Regions from separate parts of the Mus musculus genome. Here region 2 is linked to region 1. A link is a loop called in an ENCODE intact Hi-C map of the cell type or tissue named here. Cell type or tissue: heart. All regions are shown on one strand. Links, peaks and the distances in the headings refer to the core of each region. The heading gives the core; the rest is flanking DNA.

Evidence for each region. Hi-C counts contacts between places; a loop is a spot of excess contacts. Peaks named below come from ENCODE experiments on the same cell type or tissue, not always from the same donor. Only the 100,000 strongest peaks of a DNase experiment are listed, where the experiment ranks them.
Region 2: a loop joins it to region 1, with 2.8 times the contacts of the local background. A loop is called at or near these places in 2 of 42 quality-filtered maps.

Annotation. Positions count from the first base shown.
Region 1 is chr4:115,702,716-115,718,278 of GRCm38, reverse strand. No RefSeq gene overlaps it. Among named protein-coding and RNA genes, the nearest start is that of Efcab14, 27 kb to the left of the region's middle. In heart, for the core only: CTCF peaks have their summits at 6,373 (motif pointing right), 8,022 and 8,273 (motif pointing right); DNase peaks (open chromatin) are centred at 8,268 and 9,128; H3K4me3 peaks cover 335 bases.
Region 2 is chr4:115,537,840-115,553,402 of GRCm38, reverse strand. It overlaps the pseudogene Cyp4b1-ps1. Among named protein-coding and RNA genes, the nearest start is that of Cyp4a31, 18 kb to the left of the region's middle. In heart, for the core only: no CTCF peak of the experiment used is centred there; DNase peaks (open chromatin) are centred at 6,722, 7,092 and 8,112.

The sequences.
Region 1 (15,563 bases), core at 5,160-13,159:
CCCTCTTAGAAATGCTTTCATTGTGTCCCATAGGTTTGGGTATGTTGTGGCTTAATTTTCATTAAACTCTAAAAAGTCTTTAATTTCTTTATTCCTTCCTTGACCAAGGTATCATTGAGGAGAGTGTTGTTCAGTTTCCATGTGAATGTTGGCTTTCTATTATTTATGTTGTTATTAAAGATCAGTCTTAGGCCATGGTGATCTGATAGGATACATGGGACAATTTCAATATTTTTGTTTCTGTTGAGGCCTGTTTTGTGACCAATTATATGGTCAATTTTGGAGAAGGTCCTGTGAGGTGCTGAGAAGAAGGTATAACCTTTTGTTTTAGGATAAAATGTTTTGTAGATATCTGTTAAGTCCATTTGTTTCATAACTTCTGTTAGTTTCACTGTGTCCCTGTTTAGTTTCTGTTTCAACAATCTGTCCATTGATGAAAGTGGTGTGTTGAAGTCTCCCACTATTATTGTGTGAGGTGCAATGTGTGCTTTGAGCTTTACTAAAGTTTCTTTAATGAATGTGGCTGCCCTTTCATTTGGAGCATAGATATTCAGAATTGAGAGTTTGATGAGTATGAAGTGTCCCTCTTTATCTTTTTTGATAATTTTGGGTTGGAAGTCGATTTTTTTAAAAAAAGATTTATTTATTTATTATATGTAAGTACATTGTAGCTGTCTTCAGACACTCCAGAAGAGGGAGTCAGATCTCGTTACAGATGGTTGTGAGCCACCATGTGGTTGCTGGGATTTGAACTCCGGACCTTCGGAAGAGCAGTTGGGTGCTCTAACCCACTGAGCCATCTCACCAGCCCCGGAAGTCGATTTTATTCGATATTAGAATGGCTACTCCAGCATGTTTCTTCAGACCATTTGCTTGGAAAATTGTTTTCCAGCCTTTCACTCTGAGGTAGTGTCTGTCTTTTTCCCTGAGATGGGTTTCCTGTAAGCAGCAGAATATTGGGTCCTGTTTGTGTAGCCAGTGTGTTAGTCTATGTCTTTTTATTGGGGAATTGAGTCCATTGATATTAAGAGATATTAAGGAAAAGTTATTGTTGCTTCCTTTTATTTTTGTTGTTAGAGTTGGCCTTCTGTTCTTGTGGCTGTCTTCTTTTAGGTTTGTTGAGGGATTACCTTCCTGCTTTTTCTAGGATGTGGTTTCCATCCTTGTATTTGTTTTTTTCTGTTATTATCCTTTGAAGGGCTGGATTCGTGGAGAGATAATGTGTGAATTTGGTTTTGTCGTGGAATACTTTGGTTTCTCCATCTATGGTAATTGAGAATTTGGCCGGTTATAGTAGCCTGGGCTGGCATTTGTGTTCTCTTAGTGTCTGTATAACATCTGTCCAGACTCTTCTGGCTTTCATAGCCTCTGGTGAAAAATCTGGTGTAATTCTGATAGGCTTGCCTTTATATGTTACTTGACCTTTTTTTTCTTACTGCTTTTAATATTCTCTCTTTATTTAGTGCATTTGTTGTTCTGATTATTATGTGTCAGGAGGAATTTCTTTTCTGGTCCAGTCTATTTGGAGTTCTGTAGGCTTCTTGTATGTTCATGGGCATCTCTTTCTTTAGGTTTGGGAAGTTTTCTTCAATAATTTTGTTGAAGATATTTACTGGCCCTTTAAGTTGAAAAATCTTCATTCTCATCAACTCCTATTATCCGTAGGTTTGGTCTTCTCATTTTGTCCTGGATTTCTTGGATGTTTTGAGTTAGGATGTTTTTGCATTTTGTATTTTCTTTGATTGTTGTGCCGATGTTCTCTATGGAATCTTCTGCACCTGAGATTCTCTCTTCCATCTCTTGTATTCTGTTGCTGATGCTCGCATCTATGGTTCCAGATTTCTTTCCTAGGGTTTCTATCTCCAGCGTTGCCTCACTTTGGGTTTTCTTTATTGAGTCTATTTTCCTTTTTATGTCTTGGATGGTTTTATTCAATTCCATCACCTGTTTGGTCGTGTTTTCCTGCAATTCTTTAAGGAATTTTTGTATTTCCTCTTTAAGGTCTTCCACCTGTTTAGCTGTGTTCTCCTGTATTTCTTTAAGTGAGTTATTAAAGTCCTTATTGATGTCCTTTACCATCACCATGAGATATGCTTTTAAATCCGGGTCTTGCTTTTCGTGTGTGTTGGGGTGTACAGGACTAGGTGGGGTGGGAGTGCTTCGTTCTGATGATGGTGAGTGGTCTTGATTTCTGTTAGTAAGATTCTTACATTTGCCTTTCGCCATCTGGTAATCTCTGAAGCTAGTTGTTATAGTTGTCACTGGTTAGAGCTTGTTCCTCAGGTGATTATGTTAGCCTCTATCAGCAGACCTGGGAGACTAGATCTCTCCTTAGCTTCAGTGGTCAGAGTATTGTCTACAGGCAAGCTCTCTTCTTGAAGGGAAGGTGCCCGGATATCTGGTGTTTGAACCTGTCTTTTGGCAGAGGTTGTGCTCCACTCACCAGAGGTCTTAAGATCTCATGGAGGGTCCTGTGAGGACCTTGGGGGTGTCTGGAAACTCCACGCGCAAGGAACCCCAGTGCTGGAGTGGACCGGAAGGGACTTGTGCCCCTGATCAGGCCGGGTTATCTGCTTCCCTAGTTAATGCAGTCTCAGGTCCTGCGAGATTGGATTGGAGCAGATGCTGTGTTCCAATCACCAGAGGTCTTAGGTATCCTGTGTGGGTCCTTGCGGGTGTCCAGCTCGGTTTTTTTTTTTTTTCCTGCTGAATAACACTCTATTATATACAGGCCATACACTTCCATTATCCATTCATCAGTTGATAGCCATCTAGGCTGTCTCCACTTCCTAGCTGTTGTGGCTAGAACAGTGATGCTCAATGATGAGGAGGCATCACTGAGGAGAACAGAGTCTTTTGGGTCTATTCCCAGGAGTGATATTGCTGGATCCTGGGGTGGATCTATTAATAGCTTTTTGAAGAACTTACACACTTATTTTAAAAGTGTCTGCAATATTTAGCTAGTGCTAATTCAACTTTATAGGAAAGTAAATTGTTTATATCAGTATGCACCATAATATACAGTAGAACAGAATTGTCAACTTAGTGTCTCTAGCACTAAGCTTTGTCAGTCTGCTTGATCTTTATACATTGAATAGAGAAAACTAGAATTTTTCTGGAGTCTGGCTTTCATTTCTCTACTGCTCAGACTGAGCCATTTTTAAACATATATTAAGAATATTTATTTATGAACCTGAGATAAATGTCTTCATTCATTTAATCATTCTTTAATATCTAGCTGTATAATCTCCCCTCCAATTGCTTATTGTTGAAAAAATGTTAGGGCCATAGCCTGTCTACAAGAGTAAAAATCAACACACACACACACACACACACACACACACACACACACACACACACACACACACTCACACACACTCTTGCAACATTTTATTTAGCCCTCTATTTGCATATAAATATCAATATCTTATTTTATTTTGAATTATTTGAAATTAACTGTCAAATTATGAAATTTCCATATAAGGCATAGAAGAGCATTCTTCTGAATGACAATAACATAATTATTACTTTCAGGAAATTTAACATTGATTCATTAGCACCCTTTAACATATTGTTTAAGTTCCATTAATATCCTTTAGGATCCAATCAAAGATCTCACATTGTATTCAGTTGCTTTCTCTATTCTTCTTCTTTAACCTGGAACAGTTTCTCAGCTTGTTATTGATTGATATAAGGTTTGGCTTTGAAGATGTATTCTTAAAATTTTTATTTTTATTTTACTTTATGTATATGGTTATTTTGCTTGCATATATGTCTGTGTACCACTTCTGCACCTGGTTCCTGAAGAGGCCAAAAGAGGGCATGGGATCCATTGGGATTGGATTCACAGGGGATTTTGAGCCACAATGTGTGCTGGGAATCAAACTTGAGTCCTCTAGAAGAGCAGCCAATGCTCTTAACCACTGAGCAATCTCTCCAGCCCACAATGATATCTTTGAAAGTACAGGCTACAGGCTGTTTTTAAAACAAGTCTCTAAGTTTAGATTTAAGACATTCAGGACATTTACTATACTGTCAACAATTATTTATATCCTCATGACAGATTCAGGTTAAGCTTTTTAGGCAGGAATGTTATTATATCAGTGACATGTTATCTAAGGACAAACATATTTTTCTAATTAATGGTGATGTTAGCCTTGATGACTTGGCTAACTAAGGAAGTTTCTCTTAGTACTGCAGTGCAATTACTTGTATATAGATCTTTCATAAACGTGTTTTATATTTATGCCTACTTATTTTATATAAACAGTTGCCAGATTAGGATAGTTCAAAAGATGATTTTTGAGTTTTCAGTGGTGGGAGAGTGATTTGAATCCAGTGTGAATCATATGAAGGATTGTGTTGTATGGTTTGATATTCTCTTTTGATAACAGGTAGTGACAATAAGTTCCAGACACTGTCAGCTATAGGATCACAAGCATCAAGAACCAGTAGTCTGTAGTGTGCTTTATTGCTAAACCTCTACTGAGGACATTTAATAGCTTAGTTATTCTGTGCATTTTAAACTTCTAACATTTTAAGCTGTGATAGTTTTACTGGTTGAGATGCAAGCACATTGTGCGTTGGGGAGAGACAGTAATGGTCTTGCTGCCACAGATGGAAACTTTAAATATTGTTCCCTGATTCTCTCTCTCTGCTTTAAAAATTTAAAAATATTTTACGAGTGTATTTTTCATTATATTTAGTGTTGAGTTTAATATAGACAATTTCTTCCAAGTATATAATGTGCTTTGACTATATCCATACCTCTTCTGTTCTTTCCTTTTAGTCTTCCCAGTCTCTGATAGTCTCCCCCTTCTTCTAATCTCCTTTCTGCTTTCACATCATATATACATATGGTTTTATGTGTCTATAGGAGCTACAAATAAGAAAGACATATCTGTCATTTTTTGTGTGTTGAACTTAATTTGCTTAATATGATGATTTCCAGGTGGATCCATGTTTCAGCAAATGACATAATTTCATTCTTCTTCATGACTGAATAAAGTGCCATTGTTTATTTATAAAACATTTATCCATTCATCTGCTGATGGACACATTAGCTATTATGAATGGTGCTTCAATAAACATAGCTATGTGGGTCTCTGTAGTGGGCTGATTTATAGTTCTCTCAGTGTAGACCCAGCAGTGGTCTAGCTAGGTCATATGGTGTTCTGTTTTCAGGTTTAGATTTCCATAGTGACTGGAGCACTTACAATCCTATCATCAGTATAGAAGGCTGGCCTTTCCCCCACATTCTTGCCAGTGTTTGTTTTCTTAACGATTCTGACAGAGGTGAGAAAGAACTTTAATGTAGTTTTAACTTGCCTTCCCCTGATTGCTAAAAATGTTGAACACCCTTTTTTCATGTCTATTGGCCATTAGCGCTTTATCCTTTGAGAATTGTCTGTTGATTTCAATAGCCCATGTATTGACTGGATTATTTGAACTTTGATGTTTTTTCTTCTTTTTTGGTTCTTTACATTTTCTTTTTTTCTTTTTTTTTTTTTTGCCCATTTCTTTTTTTTTTCCATTTTTTATTAGGTATTTAGCTCATTTACATTTCCAATGCTATACCAAAAGTCCCCCATATCCACCCACCCCCACTCCCCTGCCCACCCACTCCCCCTTTTTGGCCCTGGTGTTCCCCTGTACTGGGGCATATAAAGTTTGCAAGTCCAATGGGCCTCTCTTTCCAGTGATGGCCGACTAGGCCATCTTTTGATATATATGCAGCTAGAGTCAAGAGCTCCGGGGTACTGGTTAGTTCATAATGTTGTTCCACCTATAGGGTTGCAGATCCCTTTAGCTCCTTGGCTACTTTCTCTAGCTTCTCCATTGGGAGCCCTATGATCCATCCATTAGCTGACTGTGAGCATCCACTTCTGTGTTTGCTAGGCCCCGGCATAGTCTCACAAGAGACAGCTACATCTGGGTCCTTTCAATAAAATCTTGCTAGTGTATGCAATGGTGTCAGCGTTTGGATGCTGATTATGGGGTGGATCCCTGGATATGGCAGTCTCTACATGTTCTTTACAGTTTCTAGATATTAATCTTTAATCCTCATCAAAGTTCCAATAACATCCTTTACAAAATAGAAAAAAAAATTCTAGGATTCGTATAAAAATCACAAAAAGACTCTTAATAACCCAAGCAATTGTGAGCAAAAAGAACAATGCTGGCTGGAGCCATAACTGATTCCAAACTATATTACAGAGTCATAGTTATAAAACCAGCATGGTGGTGGTTAAGAAACAGGGTCAGTGGACTAGAACCCAAAGATTAAAATTAAATCCGCACAGCTATAAACACATAATTAAAAAAAAAGATTTATTTATTATTATATCTAAGTACACTGTAGCTATCTTCAGACGCACCAGAAGAGGGCATCAGATCTCATTACAGATGGCTGTGAGCCACCATGTGGTTGCTGGGATTCAAATTCAGGACCTTCAGAAGAGCAGTCAGTGCTCTTAGCCACTGAGCCATTGTGGAGAGCCGTGAGCAATCGCCATTACAAGATGGTGCTGGCCTCCACTGTGCCTAACTGGTAAACAAGTAATGTGCGCAGGTGCAAGAGTAAATTCATGCCAAGTCACTGCCCACCCCGGGGCGTAGTAGTGGGGTGATGAGTGAGCAGCTAATCAGGAGCTGACACGTCACACGGAGGGGTATATAAGCAGCACCATTTTCCGGGTTTGGGGTCTTCCTTCAGATGAAGCAATAAAGCTTTGCTGTAGAAGAATCCGGTTGTCCGAGTGAATTCTTGCCGGCGAGATACTAGCTTGGGACAAGCCATCTCTCCAGCCCCAACACATAATTTTTAGAAGAGTAATTTTCCTTTATTTTTGAGAAATTTTATACACACACACATACATATATATGAAACATGGTAATATCCACCTCCCACTTTCCCCATCCAACTTCCCTCAAACCCCTCAACACACTTGCCTCCTAACCTCTTTTTTTTTTTTTTTTAATCTACTAAGCCTCAGTTGCTGCTGTGCACATTGTGTTTGGATGTTGGGGTGTGGGACAGACAATGGAGCATGGGAAATCTGTTAGTAGCACATATTGTAAACAAGGAAAAGAAGAAAGAGTGATTCTCTCTCCCCAGATGTAGCAAGTGTCAAGAGCTCCTCAGAAGGATGTGGCCTGGAGACCACCCTGCCTCCATCTAGTCTGGATTTTTTTAGCCATGTAATTTTGATGAAGACTTCAGAAACATATATTGAAGAAAAGATAGTGTCTTCAATGTAGTGGAAATGCTGGGAAAATGGAATATTCAGTGTATATGTTACTTTTTGTTGCTGTGATAAAACTTATGGCTGGACGTTACTTAAAGGAGAAAGAATTTATTCAGCTTCTGGTTCCAGAGGAAGAGTCAATAATGGCAGGGGAGGCAGGGGAGGCAGGGCAGCACACAGCCAATGCAGGAAGCTGAGAGATCACATCCATCTCCATCCATATATAGGAAGCAGAGAGTGAGCTGGAAGTAAGGTGATGCCATAGCTCTGAAAGCCCACCCCAACGGCATACTTCCTGCAGCAAAGTTTCTTGTCCCAAAGATTCCGTAACCTCCCAAAGTAGCACCACCCACAGGGACCATATATTTAAATATGTGAGCCTATGAGTGAAAGTTCTCATTCAAACCACTGCTCATTCATAGAAAAACAAAGTGTCTCTGCCTCTCACCTTGCTCCAAAATCAATTCAAAATGGCCTAATGTCAGCCCCCAAACTATGAAACCATTAAAGGAACGTATAGGGGAAATACTCCAAGATACATGCATAGACAAAGACGTTCCTCTTCCCCTGGAGAGGGACTACTGAAGTGCAGGGCCAACTTCTCAGATCCTCCTTGGGGTTTTGGATGCCCAACATCAAAGTGCTTGACCACAAAGCACTTGAGGTTAGCTTAGGAAAGTGTCCCAAAGGCATGGCCATTTGGGATTCACGGCAATTCTGAAATATGGTAGGGATTGTCACTCCATTCTTACAGCTAAGCAGATAGGCTCAGAGAGGCGAAGGGCTGCATGTACCTTCACACGGCCGCTGGATAGCTGAGATTGTTTGTGCTACACCACATCTACCTCCTTGGGGGATTTGGTAGCCAGCAGAGAGGCCAGACTTTGGCCTCGAGAGGCCAGACTTTGGCCTCTCTCCCTCCCCTCCGCCCCCCTCCCTCGCTCTCGCTCTCCCTCCCTCGCTCTTTTGCTCTCTTTCTCTCCCCCGTCCCGCCCCCAGTGGAGCTACCTCCTTTGGCCAGCAGAGGGAAGCACTGAAACATAGAAACATCTAGCTTAGCAGCTTGGTTTAGGATCCTCTCCCGACCAGAACTTCTGCAGAGTTTTAGGCAGATAACAAACGACAGACATTTACTGAACACAGTGTATCCAAGTCATAACTACATGTATTGCTTTAACCTTAAACAACTTTGCCTGACAGGGATACCCATCTCCATTTCCCAGATGGAATCTGTTTCAGAGACTGTCCGGTGGCCTTGGAGCTGGTATATGGTTTGCCTGGAATTTTGACCCAGGTTTTCTGGCTCTTGAGGATTAGTGCTTCCTCACAGTAGTCTCAGAACAAATGTTGGTGACTTAGTGGCATAGACTATGTCTGAAGCCTGAGAGCTGCAGCCTTCACTTCTTTAGATCAGAAACTGTAATTCTTTCATATCTTTACTTTCTAAAATTTTCACGACCCAGTGCGTTTCATCAATGTTGATTACAGGGCCATGGCTGAAGGATTGTTTACAGGCACAATCTGTACCTTATCTGTAACTAAAGGAAATATCTCTCCCTCATCAACTGAGACTACATGTAAGTCCTCAGGAAGGAAGCGTGCTTCCTTCTCCCTTCGATGGGAAGGGGGCGAAGGACCTAATCGTATGCAGATGTTGTGTAGGCGGTCGCAGCTGCTGTAAGATCATGAGCAGAACTCAGCATTCCACACGGATCCTTCACTTACTACATTTTTCTTCTGCATTGTTCCCTGATCCTTGGTTGGGTGGGTAGGACTGATATCCGTGTCTCACTCTTGACTGGATACTCATTCACTTGTAGCTTGTTATTTGCTGACAGCAGCACTCCTCCACCGACATTAACTTAGTTATGGAGAAGCAGATCTGTTTAGCAAAACAATAACAGTTGCTTCCCTGGTAGGTCACGTGACTTCCGCAGCCCAGGCCTTTTGACAGGATTTATAATCTCATAGTTCAGGAATTTTGTTTTGTGTCTGCTTTTAGATCTTATCATATTTGTGACTTTTAAACACATTATTTTTATTGAGAACAATTTATGCAACATAGTCTGATCATGCTCTTCCTTCCTCCAACTCTTCCCAGATCCTCCCCACCTCCCCATCTAACTCCAGGCCCCTCTCTCTCTCTTTCAAACAAACAAAATCAACAACGCCAAAATAAGAAAAACAAGAAATACAACACAAAAACATACATCACCACAAAAACATAGAAACAAAAACCAAAATATACATGCCAAAGGCCAATGTTAAAAAAATGCAAAATGAGGCAAAAACATCTACAAAGATACTGTTGAGTTTGATTTGTGTTGCTATCTACTACCGGGCTAGGGGCCTCCTCTGAAGTGTGGTTACTATAACCAGTGAGACTCCACTGGAGAAAACTGATTTTTTTTTTCCTTTGCCATCAAGTATCAGTTGCAGATAATCTTCTTGATTAGGCTTGGGATCCTAATCTGCTTCCCTCTCATGGTGTTGGGACCCTGCTTGCCTTGAACTTTTGCAGGCAGGCCCTGTGTGGGCTGCCATAGTGTCTGAGTTCATATGTGTGTCAATCTTGTTATGTCTAGAAGATGCTGTTTCCTGGAGCCACCCTTTATCTCTGGCTCTTACAGTCTTTCTTTTTCTGCATAGAATGTTGAGCCCTTAAAGAAGAATTTGATGAAGATATCCTGTTTATGTGAGTGCTCCAAAGTCTGTCACTCTTAGAGACTTAATCTTGACAGGAATCCCACTCAGAAGTAGAAGCTCTTAGGGAGGCCAGCCTATGTTTCCCCACAATCTATTCCCGGCAGTTTTCTCTGGCTTCCTTCATTTTCTTGGCCAAAAGTTTAATGTATTCTGCAGCTTCCTCCTTGCTTGTCTTAGTGCCCCCCCTCTCTCTGTTTCTCTCCCATTTTTGTTGTTGTTTTAAGACAGGATTTCTCTGCGTAGCTCTGGCTATCCTGGAACTCACTTTGTAAACCAGGCTGGCCTAGAACTCACAGAGATCCACTTGCCTCTGCCTCCTGAGTGCTGGGATTAAAGGCATGGGCCATTACCACCTGGCTTCTTAATGCACATTTCGTCAGAGCAACACATTAGCATTTGTGTTGTAGGATACTCTGAATCTTGGGTGCTTCGGTCCATGTTTTTTTTTTTTTTTTTTAAAAAATGTTTCTTGTTTAAGGGCTCTTTGAATACATATTGGTGGGCATCATCTTCTATAGAGAGGTTGAAAAGATTTCAGATTTTGCTAGCTCCTCTGATCTCCAGCTGCTGAGATACAGTAGTACCTGTCAGTCCAGAGATATAATAAATATTCTTCTCTCTGTCTCTGTTTCTCTGTCTCTGTCTCTCTCCGTCTCTCTCTGTCCCTCTGTCTGTCTGTCTGTCTGTCTGTCTGTCTCTCTCTCTCTCTCTCTCTCTCACACACACACACACACACACACACACACACACACACCAAGTTGAAAACATTCAATCTGGCATCTACCAATAGACTTGTGCATCCTTTCTCCAGCTCTCATTGGTCTACAACAATTCTCTTTACTCACCAGCAGGTACCCTCTGCTGTGCATCAAGACACCTCTGCTTCATGGGAAACACTTGTATGTCCTTTCTACTGATTCAGACCATACAACCCTGTCACTCTTCACCCCAGAAATTGGCAGCTTCTTCTGTGCTGTGCACTTCCTATACAAAGTGCAAAGTTTGCTTTTCATTATCCACCTCCATGTGTTTCTGACAGATGTTTAGTTTAGGATTTTGATTACTGGGAAACCATTCCCCCCCCCCCCCCCCCCCAGTATGCCTGGCAGAGCTCCAGCCAGTTTCTAAGTTAGTTCTAGAGAATATCCCAAGTCTGCAAAGTTGCCTGCCTGGTCCTGCTGGGATAAACTCTGGAGCTAATACATGTTCGCAGATTTAAAGCAAGTGTGTATGCACAAGTAGAAACTAAAGGCTGCAGAGTTGGATGCTCTGGGATGATCAGTCATGACACCTGGGCAGAGAGTCATTGTCTAAGTGGTAGCAGTCAAGCAAACTGACATTCATGGCCAGGTTTCCTCAAGTCCTGTTGCTCTGAAGTCACTGTGCCCTTTGGTTCTCAAGAATGACCATCTGGGATCTGTTTCAGTGTATGGTCGAAGAAAACCAGTCCTATCCTCCCACCTCTATCTTTTTTCTTTTCCAATTTTTAATTAGATATTTTCGTCATTTACATTTCAAATGCTATCCCGAAAGTACCCTATACCCTCCCCCCCCTCCTGCTCCCCTACCCACCTACTCCCACTTCTTGGCCCTGGTGTTCCCCTGTACTGGGGCATATAAAGTTTGCAAGAACAAGGGGCCTCTTTTCTCAGTGATGGCCGACTAGGCCATCTTCTGCTACATATGCAGCTAGAGACATGAGCTCTGGGGATACTGGTTAGTTCATATTGTTGTTCCACCTATAGGGTTGCAGACCCCTTCAGCTCCTTGGATACTTTCTCTAGCTCTTCCATTAGGGGCCCTTGTGTTCCAACCAATAGATGACTGTGAGCATCCACTTCTGTATTAGCCAGGCACTGGCATAGCCTCACATGAAAGAGCTATATCAGGGTCCTTTTAGCAAAATCTTGCTGGCATGTGCAATAGTATCTGAGTTTGGTGGCTGATTATGGGATGGATCCCCGGGTGGGGTAGTCTCTGGATGGTCCATCCTTTCGTCTTAACTCCAAACTTTGTCTCTGTAACTCCTTCCATGGGTATTTTGTTCCCTATTCTAAGGAGGAATGAAGTATCCATGCATTGGTCTTCCTTCTTCTTGATTTTCTTGTGTTTTGCAAATTGTATCTTGGGTATTCTAAGTTTCTGGGCTAATATCCACTTATCAGTGAGTGCATATCAAGTGATTTCTTTTGTGATTGGGTTACCTCACTCAGGATGATATCCTCCAGATGCACCCATTGGTTTTTTGGCCTCTTTTTACCAAGAGTTGAGATCCAGGCTAGAGCGATGGCTCAGAGGGTAAGAGCACTGGCTATGCTTCCAGAGGACCTGGCTTCAATTCTTGGCATTCACACTATAGCTAACAAGTCATCTGGAACTTCAGTTCCAGAGGATCCGATACTGTCTTCTGACCTTCATGGGTTCCAGGCATTCACACAGTGCACATACACATGTCAGGCATATACACAAAGGCAAAACTCTTATACACAAAATAAACAAATCTTAAACAAGGACTGAGTTCATTCCAATCCCTCTTTGGGTATGAGATGCTCTGTGAGGTTTGCGTCTAATAAACCCAAGGAGGCACAGGTGACGCTACTTGCTTCTGAGATTATGCTGTCTTGAAGGGCAGTAGGTCTCTGTTAGGCTCTCTCTCATTGGTTGTTTTTGTAGTCTAACTGCCATGTGATGAGGAAGGCTAGCTTAAACAGAAAAGCCAGGTATCTCCTGCAGCAGAGGTCTCAGGGAAACACGTGCGCTGTGGTGTATGGGTGAGCAAGCCCTCCAGGGCATTCTATTCCTAGCTACTGTCTAACTGTCATATGTCTATGACCTGGGCCTGCTGTACACACACACACACACACACACACACACACACACACACACACACACACACACACACACATGGGTGATGTAAGTATGTTTCTCTTGGTCTTATTGGTTTTCGTCTCATCTTCTCTTCTCTCCTCTGCTGTGCATTAAGTTCTATTTTGGTCTTAACCATGGGAAAGTGGCTTCAATGTAGCATGCATTTCTCCAAATCTGGTATTTGGGCTAGAGGTCTTCAGGCTTAGGCTTTTGAATCTACACATCAAGAACTTCACTTTGATTAAAAAGACTTGCAGGACTAGCTGATGAAGAGGTATGTGGTGGGGAAGACGGAAGTAAACATCACAGTCCATTGTTTGCTCGGTCCACAGCTAATCTACAGGCAGGGTAATTTCATCTCAAAATTCTTTCTCTTATTTCCTTCTTCAACTGAAAGAAAGTTCTCATCTTAGGAACAAGTCTGTCGTCTTCCTAGGCCAATTGGAAAGATTGCAGATTAGAATAACATTCTCCCCCGTTCTGTTATGTGTTTACTGAGTTGTATAATCAGAGCTATGGGTGTACACTAGCCCTTAGGAATGTTAGACTAGGGACTAGAGAGAGACTGGCTACAAGCATGGGCTGCAGAAGGCTTCTTGATAGGGCTGTTGTTTTAGTTGGGGAGAATATTCTAGGTACAGGTTGTCCTGGGCCTTCTCCAGATGAGAAAGATTTGCAAAGTGTGAGCAAAGACGCTCACTCTACTCCCCTCTCTTGAAGTGCCAACTTTTCTTCCTTATGTGGGAAGGACTCCTGGCTTTGCTCAGTTAACACTCCATCTTCTCTCCCTCTACCCTTATATTGCTCTGTGATTTCATCACAATCACCACAATGTTGCAGGCTTCTGAATACTTTCTTCTTTTTTCCACCTCTGGGCCTTTATTCTTGCAGTTCCCTTTCTTCAGAGGGAAGGTCTTTCTTTTCCCTGTCCCCCTCAGGCTGTCTCTCACTATCTTACAGGTCTTGTCTCTGTAGCTATCTCCCCAAATCACATCTACAGGCTAAACAACAACATTTTTTTCTGTTTATGTTTCCATGCATGTTTGTGTCCTCTAAGTGTTCCCAGGCTGACCTCTGAATTGCAGGCAAATCTGCCAGCGACCCATGGTTGAGTGGCAATTTAGCTTGTTTGCTGTGAGCAGGTAGGTGGAGTTGGCAGTCCCTGTGCCCTGAAGTGGATTTCCAACTCAAGGTTCAGGACATACAGAATGTAATAGGATTAGTAGGTATATAATTAGACAGTTACAAGTGAAGGAGTAGACTCTGGGAGGGACGTAAGTGTCATTTTAGTTTCTAAGGGCCTAAGTTCTGTCTCAGAGTCAAATGACCTGGGTTGTAACCTGGCACCAATCCTGATTTGCTGTGTGGTCTTGGCAAGCTGTCCCTCTCTTTTTGAGTCTTGATTTTCCATGGGTCCTGAGCTAGATCTGCTGTAGGTGGTGTGTAATTGAGGCTGACACTGTTCCTGTGAATACAAAGCAGGCAGTCCAAAGGGGATGCATATATACTAAGATGGCTCACTCATTCTTTTTTTATTTTTTATATTTTTTATTACATTTTTTCCCTCAATTACATTTCCAATGCTATCCCAAAAGTCCCCCCCCCCCACTCCCCTACCCACCCATTCCCATTTTTTGGCCCTGGTGTTCCCCTGTACTGGGGCATATAAAGTTTGCCTGTCCAATGGGCCTCTCTTTCCAGTGATGGCCGACTAGGCCATCTTTTGATACATATGCAGCTAGAGACAAGAGCTCCGGGGTACTGGTTAGTTCATAATGTTGCACCTACAGGGTTGCAGATCTCTTTAGCTCCTTGGATACTTCCTCTAGCTCCTCCACTGGGGGCCCTGTGATCCATCCAATAGCTGACTGTGAGCATCCACTTCAGTGTTTGCTAGGCCCTGGCCTAGTCTCACAAGAGACAGCTATATCACGGTCCTTGCATCAAACGCTTGCTAGTGTATGCAATGGTGTCATTGTTTGGAGGCTAATTATGGGATGGATCCCTGGATATGGCAGTCTCTAGATGGTCCATCCTTTTGTCTCAGCTCCAAACACATGAAACTGAAGAAGAACGAAGACCAAAGTGTGGACACTTTGCTCCTTCTTAGAATTGGCTCACTCATTCTTATACAGATGGCTGATGTACATACAGATGGTCCCAACAAAGGGGAAAAGGATGGTTTTGTGCTCTCCAAGGTCCTGAGTCACCTTCAGTTGCTGCCTCTACCTCTCTGAGTTTCAGTTTCTCCTATGGCATGAAGATGGTAATTCTAGATGATGGAAGGTATTTATAAAGGTTAAGTGAAAATAACACAGCTGAAGAAGGCCAGAAGTCACGGTATGAACTGCAGTCAGAAAGAGAAATGTGCAGGGGTTCTCATGGAGGGAAGTGTTTCTGCCTGAGGTGGGGGAGAGCTGAGAAGGCTTCCCAGGCCAGGCTTTAGAGGGTGTAGAAGCTCCCTCTGACAAGGGCTCGGGTGGAACTGTAGGCATGAAGGTCCCAGGGCTTACTGCAGAGCCCAGAGGCTCTGCTAACTCCCCCATGTGCCTTCTGTCTGCTCAGTATTGCTGTCTCACTTCCTGTTTGTTTCCTGTCATCCGTGATTGCTTTGAGGCTGCCTACCTTTTCCCTCTTACTTCTCCCATCAGGACAGCCTCCCCACTGCCCGCAGCCTGTCACCTTCTCAGAGAAGTGTCCAGTGTCCTCACTGGTCCCCTCAGAACATGCTTTTCTCTCTAC
Region 2 (15,563 bases), core at 3,544-11,543, 160 kb after region 1:
CACACTCCAGGCCCTCTAGAACACCCAGGATCTGGGGATCACTGGTGAGTGGAACTCAACATCAGTTCCAAAAAGTCCAGGAGGTTCTTATGCCAGCTGAAACAGGGACAAAGGAACCACGCCTGATCAGAGGTTGTGATTCCTTTTGGTTGGGGCCAGCCCTGCGATGTCTTTGGCACGAACCCAGTGGAGGGTCCCAAGGTAACCAGAGGACTCTCCATGCTGCATGAGTCCTAGCACACCCAGGATCTTGGGATCACGGAGACCAGTCTACTCAGAAAAGCACTTGAGCGGTAGAAGCAACAGAGCTTCTTGGACAGGGTCCCTTCAGGCCTTCATCCTCAGCCAGGAGGCAGAGCTGAGACCAAGATCCTTAGGCACCTTCCTTGCCAGAGGAGAGTCAGCCTCTAAGGCAAGCTCTGACCCCAGGACTCAGGAGGTATATCTGAGCTCCAGACTTCTGGGCACCTTCCCTGCCAGAGCAGAGCTTGCCCGAAGAATGAGCTCTGATCTTTGGAACTCAGGAAAAAGTTGGACTCCCAGGAGTACTGACAAAGGCTAACAGAATCACAGGAGGAACAAGCTTCAGCCAGAGACAGCTAGAACATCTAATACCAGAGATTAACAGATGGCAAGAGGCAAACCTACGAATCTTACTAACAGAAACCAAGACCAATGGGCATCATCAGAACCCAGTGTACCTACCACAACCCAAAGCACACCCGAAAAGGAATGCTCAGATTTAAAATCATATCTCATGATGGTGGTAGAGGATTTTAAGAAGGGCATTAATAACTCACTTAAAGAAAAACAGGTAAAAGTCCTTAAAGAATTACAGGAAAACACTGCTAAACAGGTAGAAATCCTTAAGGAGGAAACACAAAAATCCCTTAAAGAATTACAGGAAAACACAACCAAACAGGTGATGGAATTGAACAAAACTATCCAAGATCTAAATAGGGAAGTAGAAACAATAAAGAAAACCCAAAGGGAAATAAATCTGGAGATAGAATCCCTAGGAAAGAAATCAGGAACCATAGATGCAATCATCAGCAACAGAATACAAGAGATGGAAGAGAGAATCTCAGGTGCAGAAGATTCCATAGGGAACATGGACACAACAATCAGAGAAAATGCAAAATCCAAAAAGATCCTAACTCAAAACATCCAGGAAATTCAGGACACAATGAGAAGACCAAACCTACTGATAATAGGAGTAGATGAGAATGAAGATTTTCAAATTAAAGGGCTAGCAAATATCTTCAACAAAATTATAGAAGAAAACTTCCCATACCTAAAGATAGAGATGCCCATGAACATACAAGAAGCCTACAGAACTCCAAATAGACTGGACCAGAAAAGAAATTCCTTTGGATACATAATAATCAGAACAACAAATGCACTAAATAAAGACAGAATATTAAAAGCAGTAAGGGGAAAAGGTCAAGTAACTGATACAGGCAGTCCTATTAGAATTACAACAGACTTCTCACTGGAAACTATGAAAGCCAGAAAATCCTGGACAGATGTCATACAGACCCCAAGAGAACTCAAATACCAGCCCAGGGTACTATACCCTGCAAAACTCTCTATTAACATAGATGTAGAAACCAATGTATTCCATGACAAAACAAAATTCATACAGTATCTTTCCACAAAACCAGCCCTTCAAAGGGAAATAAAGGGAAAACTCCAACACAAGGATGGAAATTATGCCCTAGAAAAAGCAAGAAAGTAACTCTTCAACAAATCTAAAAGAAGACACCCACAAGAACAGAACCCCAACTCTAACAACAAAAATAACAGGAAGCAACAATTACTTTTCCTTAATATCTCTTAATATCAGTGGACTCAATTCCCCAATATAAAGGCATAGACTAACAGACTGGCTACATAGACAGGACCCAACATTTTGCTCCATACAGGAAATCCACCTCAGAGACAAAGACAGACACTGCCTAAGAGAAAAAGGCTGGAAAACAATTTTTCAAGCAAATCGTCCCAAGAAACAAGCTGGAGTAGCCATTCTATTATTGAATAAAATTGATTTCCAACCCAAAGTTATTAAAAAAAAAAGAAAGTAAGAAACCAAGGAGGGGCACTACATACTCATCAAAGGTAAAATCTTCCAAGATGATCTCTCAATTCTGAATATTTAAAATATCTGAGATTTTTCATTTATTTTAAATGTAAGCACTCATAGTTATAAACTTTCCCGTTAGAAGTGCCTTAGCCCAAAAGTTCTGGCAACTTCTACATTCATCTTCGTTTCTTTTATTCTCTAAAAGTTTTTATTGATTCTTGTGAACTTCACTTCCAAATGCAAGGGCAGACACATGCATCAGGAAACTTTAGTAAAGCTCAAAGCACACATTGCACCTCACACAATAATAATGGGAGACTTCAACACCCCATTCTCATTATTGGACAGATCCTGGAAACAGAACTAAACAGAGACACATTGAAACTAACAGAAGGTATGAAAGAAATGGGTTTAACAGATATCTACAAAACATTTTACTCTAAAACAAAAGGATATACCTTCTTCTCAGCACCTCATGGCGCCTTCTCCAAAATTAACCATATAACTGGTCACAAAACAGGTCTCAAAAGATACAAAAATATTGAAATTATCCCATGCCTCCTATCAGATCACCACAGATTAAGGCTGATCTTCAATAACAATATAAATAATAGAAAGCCAACATTCACGTGGAAGCTAAACAGCACTCTACTCAGTGATAAAGAAAGAGATTAAAGACTTTTTAGAGTTTAATGAAAATGAGCCACAACACACCCAAACTTATGGGACACAATGAAGGCAGTCCTAAAAGGAAAACTCATAGCCCTGAGTGCCTCCAAAAAGAAACTAGAGAGAGCACACACTAGCAGACTGACAGCACACCTAGAAGCTCTAGAACTAAAGAAAGCAAATTCACCCAAGAGGAGCAGATGGCAGGAAATAATCAAACTCAGGGCTCAAATCAAGTAAGTGTAAACAAAAAGAACTATTCAAATAATCAACTGCTTGTGGATCTGAATTACTCTCGGGTTTTAAAGACTTTTAGATGCATCATTTGAGATTTTTTTCATTTATTTTAAATGTGAGCACTCATAGCTATAAACTTTCACCTTAGAACTGCCTTAGCTCAAGGGTTCTGGAAACTTCTGCTTTCATTTTCCTTTTCTTTTTTTCCTTAAAATTTTTTATTGATTCTTTTTGAACTTCACGTCATATATCCCTGTCCCACTCATCTCGCAGTCCCTTCCTATTAACACTCCACACTTACAACCTCCCTCCACTCTGCAAAAACCACAAACAAAAATAAACAAACAAAACAATGGTTAGAAAACATCTCATTGGAGAAGCTATAGTATGTCACAGTGTGTCCCGCAGTTTATCCTTCTGTCCATACAGCTTAACTTACAAATGTTCATTGCAATGACTCATTGGTTTGGCTTGGGATCTCTGGCTTCTGTGACACCATCAATATTGGATCTCCACCAGGACTCCTCCTAGCTATCCTGTTGTTGCCTTGTGTTGTAGTTTTGGATTTGCAGCTTCCATGCACCCAAATAGTTTATAGATAACATAGATTTTGGAGTGGGTCAACTCAAAGCCCTGGATCTGGGCCTGGTTGGTAGCTGAGCTAGTTAGCTATCCAGTTCTCTCTTACCTGTACCTTCAAGGGTGAACTCTCTAGCACTCTAGCTATGCTACTCAGTGCTGCCATGGCTGGAGGCATGCTTAGCTCTCCCCCTCTCATGCACCTGCGACCTCCACACCAAAACCCATGACTCCAGACTCAGCTCCGCTATGGTTTCCATGCAAGGCTCAAGGCCTACTCTCCCAAGTACTGTGACCAGTGAGGGGCTGGGCAGCTCTCCTGCTCTCACAATCTCAGAGCTGGCTCAGCTATGCCTTCACCATCAGGGCCAGCTCCACTGTCTTACTCAGGCAAGATGCAGGTCCTATTCTCCTAAATGTTATAGCCAGTGAGGGTCAGAGACATCTCTTCTCCTTTCATTACTTTGGAGGAAGCTCTCCTAACTACAGTTGGCAAGGGGCAAGGTAGGGGAGGGCATTACCCCTGTGCCCCGGCCACTTCACACCATTTGATGGACTGGGACAGGATTCCTGTGCTCTCACCCTCAGGGCAAGCTCACATAGCACCACTACCATCGGGGTGAGCTCTACTGTGCTGTCTTTGTGAGGTGTAGGGTCCACTCTACTCTTGGCCTAGTTTTGCCGACTGCAGAAGGTGCTAAGAGATGATGGGTACTTACATTTGCTTACTGGAACCTTTTTGATTTCTTCTCTAATTTTTTAATAACTCGCAATTCATTCACAAGTATTTTGTTAACTTTCTATATATTTGTGTAATTTCTACAGTTTTCCTTGCTATTGATTTATAGGTTTATTGCACTGTGATCTGAAAAAAACTCACAATATCTTTTTATTTTATTTTATTTTTTTACTATTGTATTTAGTAAGATTTGATTTTTTCATTTAAACAATTTTTTATTAGATATATTTTCATTTATAATTCAAATTCTATCCTGAAAGTCCCCTATACCCTCCCCTCGGCCTGCTCCCCAACCCACCCACTCCTGTTTCCTGGACCTGGCGCTCCCCTCTATTGGGGCATATAATCTTTGCAAGACCAAAGGCCTCTTTTCCCAGTGATGGCCGACTAGGCCATCCTCTGCTACATATGCAGCTAGAGAGACAAGCTCTGGGGGTACTGGTTAGTTAATATTGCTGTTCCTCCTATAGGGTTGCAGACCCCTTCAGCTTTCTCTAGCTATTCCTTTGGGTCCCCTGTGTTCCATCCAATAGATGACTGTGGGCATCCACTTCTGTATTTGCCAGGCATTGGCATAGACTCATAAGAGAGAGCTATATCAGGATCCCGTAAGGAAAAGTGTTCTGGCATATCCAATGGTGTCTGGGTTTGGTGGTTGTATATGGGATGGATCCCCGGGTGGGGCAGTCTCTGGATGGTCTTTCCTTCTGTCTCAGCTCTGAACTTTGTCTCTGTAACTCCTCCATGGGTGTTTTGTTGCCCATTCTAAGAATGAACGAAGTATACACACTTTGGTCTTCCTTCTTCTTGAGTTTCATGTGTTTTGCAAATTGTATCTTGGATATTCTAAGTTTCTGGGCTAATATCCGGTTATCAGTGAGTGCATACCATATGTGTTCTTTTGTGAGTGGGTCATGTCATTCAGGATAATATCCTACAGATGCATCCATTTGCCTAAGAATTTCATGAATTCATTGTTTTTAATGGCTGAATAGTACTCCATTGTGTAAATGTATCACATTTTCTGTATCCATTCCTCTGTTGAGGGACATCTGTTTTTTTTTTTTTTTATAGCTTCTGGATATTATAAATAAGGCTTCTATGAATATAGTGGAGTATGTGTCCTTATTACAAGTTAGAGCATCTTCTGGGTATATGGCCAGGAGAGGAATTGGTGGATCTTCTGGTAGTACTATGTCCAATTAAAACTAGAGACACTGAAACTTATAGAGGAGAAAGTGGGGAAAAGGCTCGAAGATATGGGCACATGGGAAAAATTCCTGAACAGAACAGCAATGGCTTGTGCTGTAAGATTGAGAATTGACAAATGAGACTTCATGAAATTGCAAAGCTTCTGTAAGGCAAAAGACACTGTCAATAAGACAAAAAGGCTACCAACATATTGGTAAAGTATCTTTACCAATCCTAAATCAGAGAGGGGACTAATATCCAATATATATAAAGAACTCAAGAGAATGGGCTCCAGAAAATCAAGTAACCCTGTTAAAAGTGGGGTACAGAACTAAACAAAGAATTCTCAAATGAGGAATACCGAATGGCTGAGAAGCACCTGAAAAAATGTTCAACATCCTTAATTATCAGATAAATGCAAATCAAAACAACCCTGAGTTTCCACGTCACACCAGTCAGAATGGCAAAGATCAAAAATTCATGTGACAGCAGATGATGCTGAGGATGTGGAGAAAGAGGGATTCTCCTCCATTGTTCATCGGATTGCAAGCTGGATTTTTAATGTTTTTAATTGGACTGAAATTATACCACTAACCCCTTCCTTTATTCAGAGACACCAGGTACCTCAAATTGAGAGCTTCTTTTAAAAAATTATTGTTACATACCTCTGTGTGTGTGCATGAGTATTGAGTATTCTCATATATATATATATATATATATATATATATATATATATATATATATATATATATATGTATGTGTGTGTGTGTGTATATATATAGTTGGTGGTTTAGTTCCTGGGAGGTTTGCAGGGGTGTGGTTGGTTGATATTGTTGTTCTTCCCATGGGGTTGCAAACCCCTTTGGTTCCTTCACTCCTTCCCCCAATTCCTCCATTGGGGTTCCCATGTTCAGTCCGATGAATATCTTACTTTGTTAGAGAAGATCTCTTACTAAACCTGTTGCTCTCCATTTTGGAAACACTGGCAGGTCAGCAATCCCCTCCCTCCATCTTTCTATCTCACCCTTGGCTTACAGATGCTAACCATCATGTCTGTCTTTTAAGTAGGGGGCTGGAGTTCAAACTCAGGTCTTCATGCCTGGGAAGCAAGTGTTTCTCCCTACTGAGCCATCTCCCCACGCAGATACATTTTATCCTCAAGCAGTCCCCAAGAGCACTGTAGCTCCCTCACACTGGAGAAGCAGGGAACTTGTTCCTTGGATACTGCCTAACTGATCTTTAGGTCCATTAGGGAATGGCCTGAGTGGATTTGTTGACAGGAAGGAAGCTCAGTCATGATTTCCGGTCAGCTCTATCTCTTGAGATAGTTCTGTTGGCCTTTGAATGCACTGTTCCCACTTATGAAAGGTCATGGTTCAATTAAGCTTCATTGATGTCCCATTCTTATCTGATTCCTGAAGTGTAACTTACTCAGACTATTGGAGAGCAAGTCCTTCCCATTGCTCACTGCTGCTGGGTTTAACACTGGTGCAAATGAAGGGTTGGGGGCAGGTTGCTCAGGAGCTGGGTGCAGTGACTTATCTTTATGTCCTGTTTTCCTGTTTCCTTCCTTTGTGAGAAAACAATCTGTCCCAGCTCTGATAGTGGTGGTCATGTTGCAGCACCAGAGGATAAATCTGAGGCATTTGTTGTATAACTCAGAGAAGTTTGCCAGCAACCACATGACCCATAGAAGAGCAATGTCTCAGCAGTCATTTTGAGGGATTACAGCTGCAAAATGGGTCCAGATGCTGAGAGCTGTCTTCACTCTAATGGGCTCCTGGGGACAATCAGGGCTCATAGGAGAAGGCTGTCTCAAGGGAGGCCATGGCAGTCTGTGACTGAGGCCAAGGTCTCATGTCTATGGTTAGGATGCTACAGAAGGGCACAGGAATGCTGCCTGGAGCTGGGAAAGACAGGAGCAGAATGTAAGGAACCCCAAGCTGGGGAACAACCCATTCAAGAGTATCCAATTAAGAGGATTTAATCAAATTAAGTAATTAATTAAGAGTAATTAATCCAATTAAGTGTATCAGAGTTCTTTAATTTTGAGTGGCAGCCAATAGTAGGTTAATGCTTCAGAGCTTCTTGGTGCCAAAATTCAGGGGTACAGCACTTCTCAAGAGAAAACCCACAATTACATCAATGCTAGCGAAGGGTCAGAGTAAGCTTGTAACATTATTTAGTTATTTGATATAACATGACAATTATTTTGGTTAATATACTGGGTCATGTTTGGAGACACAGAAATGTGTTGCCAGAACACATGGCTATTGGGAGGGAAGAGTGTTGAAAAATCTCTAAGCAGATACAAAATGAAGTCAGAACAAGATGGTGTTACCTTGGTCACTTTAAGTGCAGACAGAAAAGAAGAGAAACAGGGCAGAAGGGAGAAGTTCAGGGATGCCAGCCAGAAAGGAGGAAGGTGGCAGGAGTGTTCCTTTTATCTATAGGTAAAGATGATTTTTATCACTTTTGCTCCTTGCCATTGCACACATAAGGCAACGTTTTGTGTGGAATTGAGTATTCAGAAAGATGATTCTGCATGGAGATTACAGCAAACTCTGTAGAACACTGGGGCCAGACTTGCAGAGAAGGCACAGCTGGTGGTAGGATAATCTCTTGGGTCTTGGAGGGGAGTGGCTTGGGTGAGACAAAGATTCCTGGATTTAGAGCAGCAGTTCTGGGACTGGAGAGGGTATTAGAAATGTACATGAAACAGGAGGATGGAAGTAGATTCCAGGGGAATGGACAGTATCCTTCCTTCTCTGCCCAGAAACCTGGTATATGCTGGGAATTCTGTGCTCCCGTGTAGTCCTTGTCTTCTGTTACTTTTTCACATCCAGAAGTTAGGAGACTTGGACAAGGTGGGTACATGGACCGAACAGTTCCCCTATGCCCACCCACTCTGGCTTGGACAGTTTGTTGTTTTCCTGAACATCTATGAGCCTGACTATTCTAAAGCTGTATACAGTCAAGCGGGTAAGGTGCCCTAGAGAGAGGGTGGGGTTTTCTGGAAATCATGGCCCCAGGGATGAAGTTGGGTGAGGTCAGGGCTTGTGTCTAGACTCTGGGAAAAGAATGACCACATCCCTACCTAATTTATCACTATTCCTCATTTGAGAATGTCCTATTTCTCCTTGACTGATGTCCCCTTGTCCTGCAGCCCTGAAGGCTGCATATGTTTATGACTTCTGCCTCCAGTGGATCGGTAAGTAAGCGTCTATCTTTCTGTGTCTTCCCTCCCTCCCTTGTGCTAAGTGACCAGAATCCTGCCCTGCCACAGTGGTCACCCCTCCATTGGCCTGCCTGTCCTAAGCTTAGTGTCTCTGTGGGGAGGTGGGGGAGCAATAAAAGAGCTTCTACCTGTCAGGGGATATCCTTGCTGGACATTCCACTTTCCTCCCAAGCAGAGGCTAGGCAATGTGTGCTTGAAGAGTGGCTTCCTAGAGGGGGGCAACCCTAGAGTTGATCATGTAGGATATTATAATGGTGGTGTTTTCCAGAAGAAGGGTCTGAGGAGAGGTCAAATAATAGTTGGCCACTGAGGTTGCAAGGTGTCTGAGGGACTTGAGTAGAATGCAGACTTCTATTAGTAGATGAGGCTGGGCAGGGAAGATGGGCCAAGTTTAGCTGTTATTATGTAGACTGATGTTGAAGATATTGGGAGCCATTGAGTCATCTTCTTTTAATTGAGTGATTAATTACTTAATTTTGAGACAAGGTCTCACTATTTTGCCTTAGCTGATCTATGTAGAACAGACTGGCTTTGAACTCACAAAGATCCACCTGCTTCTGACTCCTGTGTGCTGGGATTAATGGTGTGTAATACCGTATTCTTTTTAAACTTTTATTTATTTGTGTGTATGTTTCTGTGGATGTATGCCACTTATGCATAGGTACCTGTGGAGCCAGGTTGAATGTCCGAGAAATGGACTTAAATGTGGTTGGGAGGTATTGTGTATGTGCTGGGAACTGAGCCAGGTCTTGTGTAAGAGCATTAAGGACTCTTGACACATCTCTCTCGAGTTCACTGTGCCTTCTTGACCCAAGGTCATATATGTCTCCCAAGTTCTTTTAAAAAACAAGACAACAAAACCAAAACAAAAACAAAAGCCCATGGCAATTTCCTGGGAGCTAAGAAAGGGCTGGTTAACAGGAAGGCAACAATCCTAGACTTAATTGACTTAGTTAAGGTCTGCTACCTTCTCCATGTTGGATACTAGCAGACTGGGATTGGGACCAGAGTCTCGGCTGGGTCTTGTAGTGCCTGTCCCCCATCCATGTAGTGTTCCAGGCTTGGGATTGTCAGAAGCTGTGATTGATCTCAGCTCTCAGGGGTAGAGTAGGATTGTCTGGACTTCACAGCCTCCATCTCTCCTCCCTTCTCAGGAAAAGGCCTACTGGTTCTGGAAGGGCCAAAATGGTTCCAGCACCGCAAGCTGCTCACACCTGGCTTCCATTATGATGTGCTGAAGCCCTATGTGGCCATATTTGCTGAGTCCACACGGGTGATGCTGGTGAGTTCCCTTCCAGTGGCAGGCTCCTAGCACTGTGGGCTTCTAGACCATCCCTATCCCCATTTGCCCTGGGTGAAGGCAAGTGGTGCTCTCTTGGGGAGAGAGTCCCCGAGGCCCTGTCATCCTTATGCTTGTAGCAATGGTGCCAAAGGCCTGCTTTGCCTTCCTCTCTCTGCTGTATGCTGTGGAGGCATCCAAGCATTGAGGTTGCTTGGGGCTTGTCTCTACCAGGAGACCTGTTTCTTTCTGTTTACAGAATTTAGTTCTGGGAAGCCACCATACGTGCCCTACTGGAGATTTGAAGGTAGCCTATGTTTCAGAGTATCATAAAATACTTTACACTTCCAAATTTATTTACATTTTCACACTTGTTTAGACCCTCATCACTGAGGACAATGCCAGGTCTCACTTAGGTGCTTGGAGCTGGAAGAATGGGGCAATACTCCTTCTGTTTCTATTTTGTGCAATAACTTGAGGAGTATTGGTGTTTATTAACTTTTTTTTCAAAAGTCTGGTAGAATTCTGCACTAAAAAATTAGGCTTTGACAAGCCCCTTCCGCTCCACTCGAGCCCCGGGCTACCTTGCCAGCGGAGTTGCCTGACACCCACAAGGGCCCACACAGGATTCCCCACGGGATCCTAAGACCTCTGGTGAGTGGAACACAGCGCCGACCCCAATCCAATCACGTGGAACCTGAGACTGCGGTACATAGGGAAGCAGACTACCCGGGCCTGACCTGGGGCACAAGCCCCTTCTGCTCCACTCGAGCCCCGGGCTATCTTGCCAGCGGAGTCGCCTGACACCCGCAAGGGCCCACACAGGATTCCACAAGGGATCCTAAGACCTCTAGTGAGTGGAACACAACTTCTGCCAGGAGTCCGGTTCGAACACCAGATATCAGGGTACCTTCCCTGCAAGAAGAGAGCTTTCCTGCAGAGAATACTCTACCCACTGAAACTAAGGAGAGTGCTACCCTCCCAGGTCTGCTTATAGAGGCTAACAGAGTCACCTGAAGAACAAGCTCTTAACAGAGACAACTATAACAGCTAGCTTCAGAGATTACCAGATGGCGAAAGGCAAACGTAAGAATCCTACTAACAGAAATCAAGACCACTCACCATCATCAGAACGCAGCACTCCTACCCCACCTAGTCCTGGGCACCCCAACACAACCGAAAATCTAGACCCAGATTTAAAAACATTTCTCATGATGATGATAGAGGACATCAAGAAGGACTTTCATAAGTCACTTAAAGAATTACAGGAGAGCACTGCTAAAGAGTTACAGGCCCTTAAAGAAAAGCAGGAAAACACAGCCAAACAGGTAGAAGTCCTTAAAGAAAAACAGGAAAACACATCCAAACAGGTAATGGAAATGAACAAAACCATACTAGAACTAAAAAGGGAAGTAGACACAGTAAAGAAAACCCAAAGCTAGGCAACGTTGGAGATAGAAACCCTAGGAAAGAGATCTGGAACCATAGATGCGAGCATCAGCAACAGAATATAAGAAATGGAAGAGAGAATCTCAGGTGCAGAAGATTCCATAGAGAACATCGACACAAATGTCAAAGAAAATACAAAACGCAAAAGGATCCTAACGCAAAACATCCAGGAAATCCAGGACACAATGAGAAGACCAAACCTACAGATAATAGGAATTGATGAGAATGAAGATTTTCAACTTAAAGGGCCAGCTAATATCTTCAACAAAATAATAGAAGAAAACTTCCCAAACATAAAGAAAGAAATGCCCATGATCATACAAGAAGCCTACAGAACTCCAAATAGACTGGACCAGAAAAGAAATTCCTCCCGACACATAATAATCAGAACAACAAATGCACTAAATAAAGATAGAATATTAAAAGCAGTAAGGGAGAAAGGTCAAGTAACATATAAAGGAAGGCCTATCAGAATTACACCAGATTTTTCACCAGAGACTATGAAAGCCAGAAGAACCTGGACAGATGTTATACAGACAGTAAGAGAACACAAATGCCAGCCCAGGCTAATATACCCGGCCAAAGTCTCAATTACCATAGATGGAGAAACCAAAGTATTCCACGACAAATCCAAATTCACACAATATCTTTCCACGAATCCAGGCCTTCAAAGGATAATAACAGAAAAGAAGCAATACAAGGACAGAAATCATGTCCTAGAACAAGCAAGAAAGTAATCCCTCAACAAACCAAAAAGAAGACAGCCACAAGAACAGAATGCCAACTGTAACAACAAAAATAACAGGAAGCAACAATTACTTTTCCTTAATATCTCTTAACATCAATGGACTCAATTCCCCAATAAAAAGACATAGACTAACAGACTGGCTACACAAACAGGACCCAACATTCTGCTGCTTACAGGAAACCCATCTCAGGGAAAAAGACAGACACTACCTCAGAGTAAAAGGCTGGAAAACAATTTTCCAAGCAAATGGTCTGAAGAAACAAGCTGGAGTAGCCATTCTAATATCGGATAAAATCGACTTCCAACCCAAAGTTATCAAAAAAGACAAGGAGGGACACTTCATACTCATCAAAGGTAAAATCCTCCAAGAGGAACTCTCAATTCTGAATATCTACGCTCCAAATGCAAGGGCAGCCACATTCATTAAAGACACTTTAGTAAAGCTCAAAGCACACATTGCACCTCACACAATAATAGTGGGAGACTTCAACACACCACTTTCATCAATGGACAGATCGTGGAAACAGAAACTAAACAGGGACACAGTGAAACTAACAGAAGTTATGAAACAAATGGACCTGACAGATATCTACAGAACATTTTATCCTAAAACAAAAGGATATACCTTCTTCTCAGAACCTCACGGGACCTTCTCCAAAATTGACCATATAATTGGTCACAAAACAGGCCTCAACAGATACAAAAATATTGAAATTGTCCCCTGCATCCTATCAGACCACCATGGCCTAAGACTGATCTTCAATAACAACATAAATAATGGAAAGCCAACATTCACGTGGAAACTGAACAACACTCTTCTCAATGATACCTTGGTCAAGGAAGGAATAAAGAAAGAAATTAAAGACTTTTTAGAGTTTAATGAAAATGAAGCCACAACGTACCCAAACCTTTGGGACACAATGAAAGCATTTCTAAGAGGGAAACTCATAGCTCTGAGTGCCTCCAAGAAGAAACGGGAGAGAGCACATACTAGCAGCTTGACAACACATCTAAAAACTCTAGAAAAAAAGGAAGCAAATTCACACAAGAGGAGTAGACGGCAGGATATAATCAAACTCAGGGGTGAAATCAACCAAGTGGAAACAAAAAGAACTATTCAAAGAATTAACCAAACGAGGAGTTGGTTCTTTGAGAAAATCAACAAGATAAATAAACCATTAGCTAGACTCACTAAAGGGCACAGGGACAAAATCCTAATTAACAAAATCAGAAATGAAAAGGGAGACATAACAACAGATCCTGAAGAAATCCAAAACACCATCAGATCCTTCTACAAAAGGCTATACTCAACAAAACTGGAAAACCTGGACGAAATGGACAAATTTCTGGACAGATACCAGGTACCAAAGTTGAGTCAGGATCAAGTTGACCATCTAAACAGTCCCATATCCCCTAAAGAAATAGAAGCAGTTATTAATAGTCTCCCAGCCAAAAAAAGCCCAGGACCGGACGGGTTTAGTGCAGAGTTCTATCAGACCTTCAAAGAAGATCTAATTCCAGTTCTGCACAAACTATTTCACAAAATAGAAGTAGAAGGTACTCTACCCAACTCATTTTATGAAGCCACTATTACTCTGATACCTAAACCACAGAAAGATCCAACAAAGATAGAGAACTTCAGACCAATTTCTCTTATGAATATCGATGCAAAAATCCTCAATAAAATTCTCGCTAACCGAATCCAAGAACACATTAAAGCAATCATCCATCCTGACCAAGTAGGTTTTATTCCAGGGATGCAGGGATGGGTTAATATACGAAAATCCATCAATGTAATCCATTATATAAACAAACTCAAAGACAAAAACCACATGATCATCTCCTTAGATGCATAAAAAGCATTTGACAAGATCCAACACCCATTCATGATAAAAGTCTTGGAAAGATCAGGAATTCAAGGCCTATACCTAAACATGATAAAAGCAATCTACAGCAAACCAGTAGCCAACATCAAAGTAAATGGAGAGAAGCTGGAAGCAATCCCAGTAAAATCAGGGACTAGACAAGGCTGCCCACTTTCTCCCTACCTTTTCAACATAGTACTTGAATTATTAGCCAGAGCAATTCAACAACAAAAGGAGATCAAGAAGATACAAATTGGAAAAGAGGAAGTCAAAATATCACTTTTTGCAGATGATATGATTGTATATATAAGTGACCCTAAAAATTCCACCAGAGAACTCCTAAACCTGATAAACAGCTTCGGTGAAGTAGCTGGATATAAAATTAACTCAAACAAGTCAATGGACTTTCTCTACACAAAGAATAAACAGGCTGAGAAAGAAATTAGGGAAACAACACCCTTCTCAATAGTCACAAATAATATAAAATATCTCGGCGTGACTTTAACTAAGGAAGTGAAAGATCTGTATGATAAAAACTTCAAGTCTCTGAAGAAAGAAATTAAAGAAGATATCAGAAGATGGAAAGATCTCCCATGCTCATGGATTGGCAGGATCAACATTGTAAAAATGGCTATCTTGCCAAAAGCAATCTACAGATTCAATGCAATCCCCATCAAAATTCCAACTCAATTCTTCAACGAATTAGAAGGAGAAATTTGCAAATTCATCTGGAATAACAAAAAACCGAGGATAGCAAAAACTCTTCTCAAGGATAAAAGAACCTCTGGTGGAATCACCATGCCTGACCTAAAGCTTTATTACAGAGCAATTGTGATAAAAACTGCATGGTACTGGTATAGAGACAGACAAGTAGACCAATGGAACAGAATTGAAGACCCAGAAATGAACCCACACACCTATGGTCACTCGATCTTCGACAAGGGAGCTAAAACCATCCAGTGGAAGAAAGACAGCATTTTCAACAAATGGTGCTGGCACAACTGGTTGTTATCATGTAGAAGAATGCGAATCGATCCATACTTATCTCCTTGTACTAAGGTCAAATCTAAGTGGATCAAGGAACTCCACATAAAACCAGAGACACTGAAACTTATAGAGGAGAATGTGGGGAAAAGCCTTGAAGATATGGGCATAGGGGAAAAATTCCTGAACAGAACAGCAATGGCTTGTGCTGTAAGATCGAGAATTGACAAATGGGACCTAATGAAACTCCAAAGTTTCTGCAAGGGAAAAGACACCGTCAATAAGACAAAAAGACCACCAACAGATTGGGAAAGGATCTTTACCTATCCTAAATCAGATAGGGGACTAATATCCAACATATATAAAGAACTCAAGAGGGCGGACTTCAGGAAATCAAATAACCCCATTAAAAATGGGGCTCAGAACTGAACAAAGAATTCTCACCTGAGGAATACCGAATGGCAGAGAAGCACCTGAAAAAATGTTCAACATCCTTAATCAT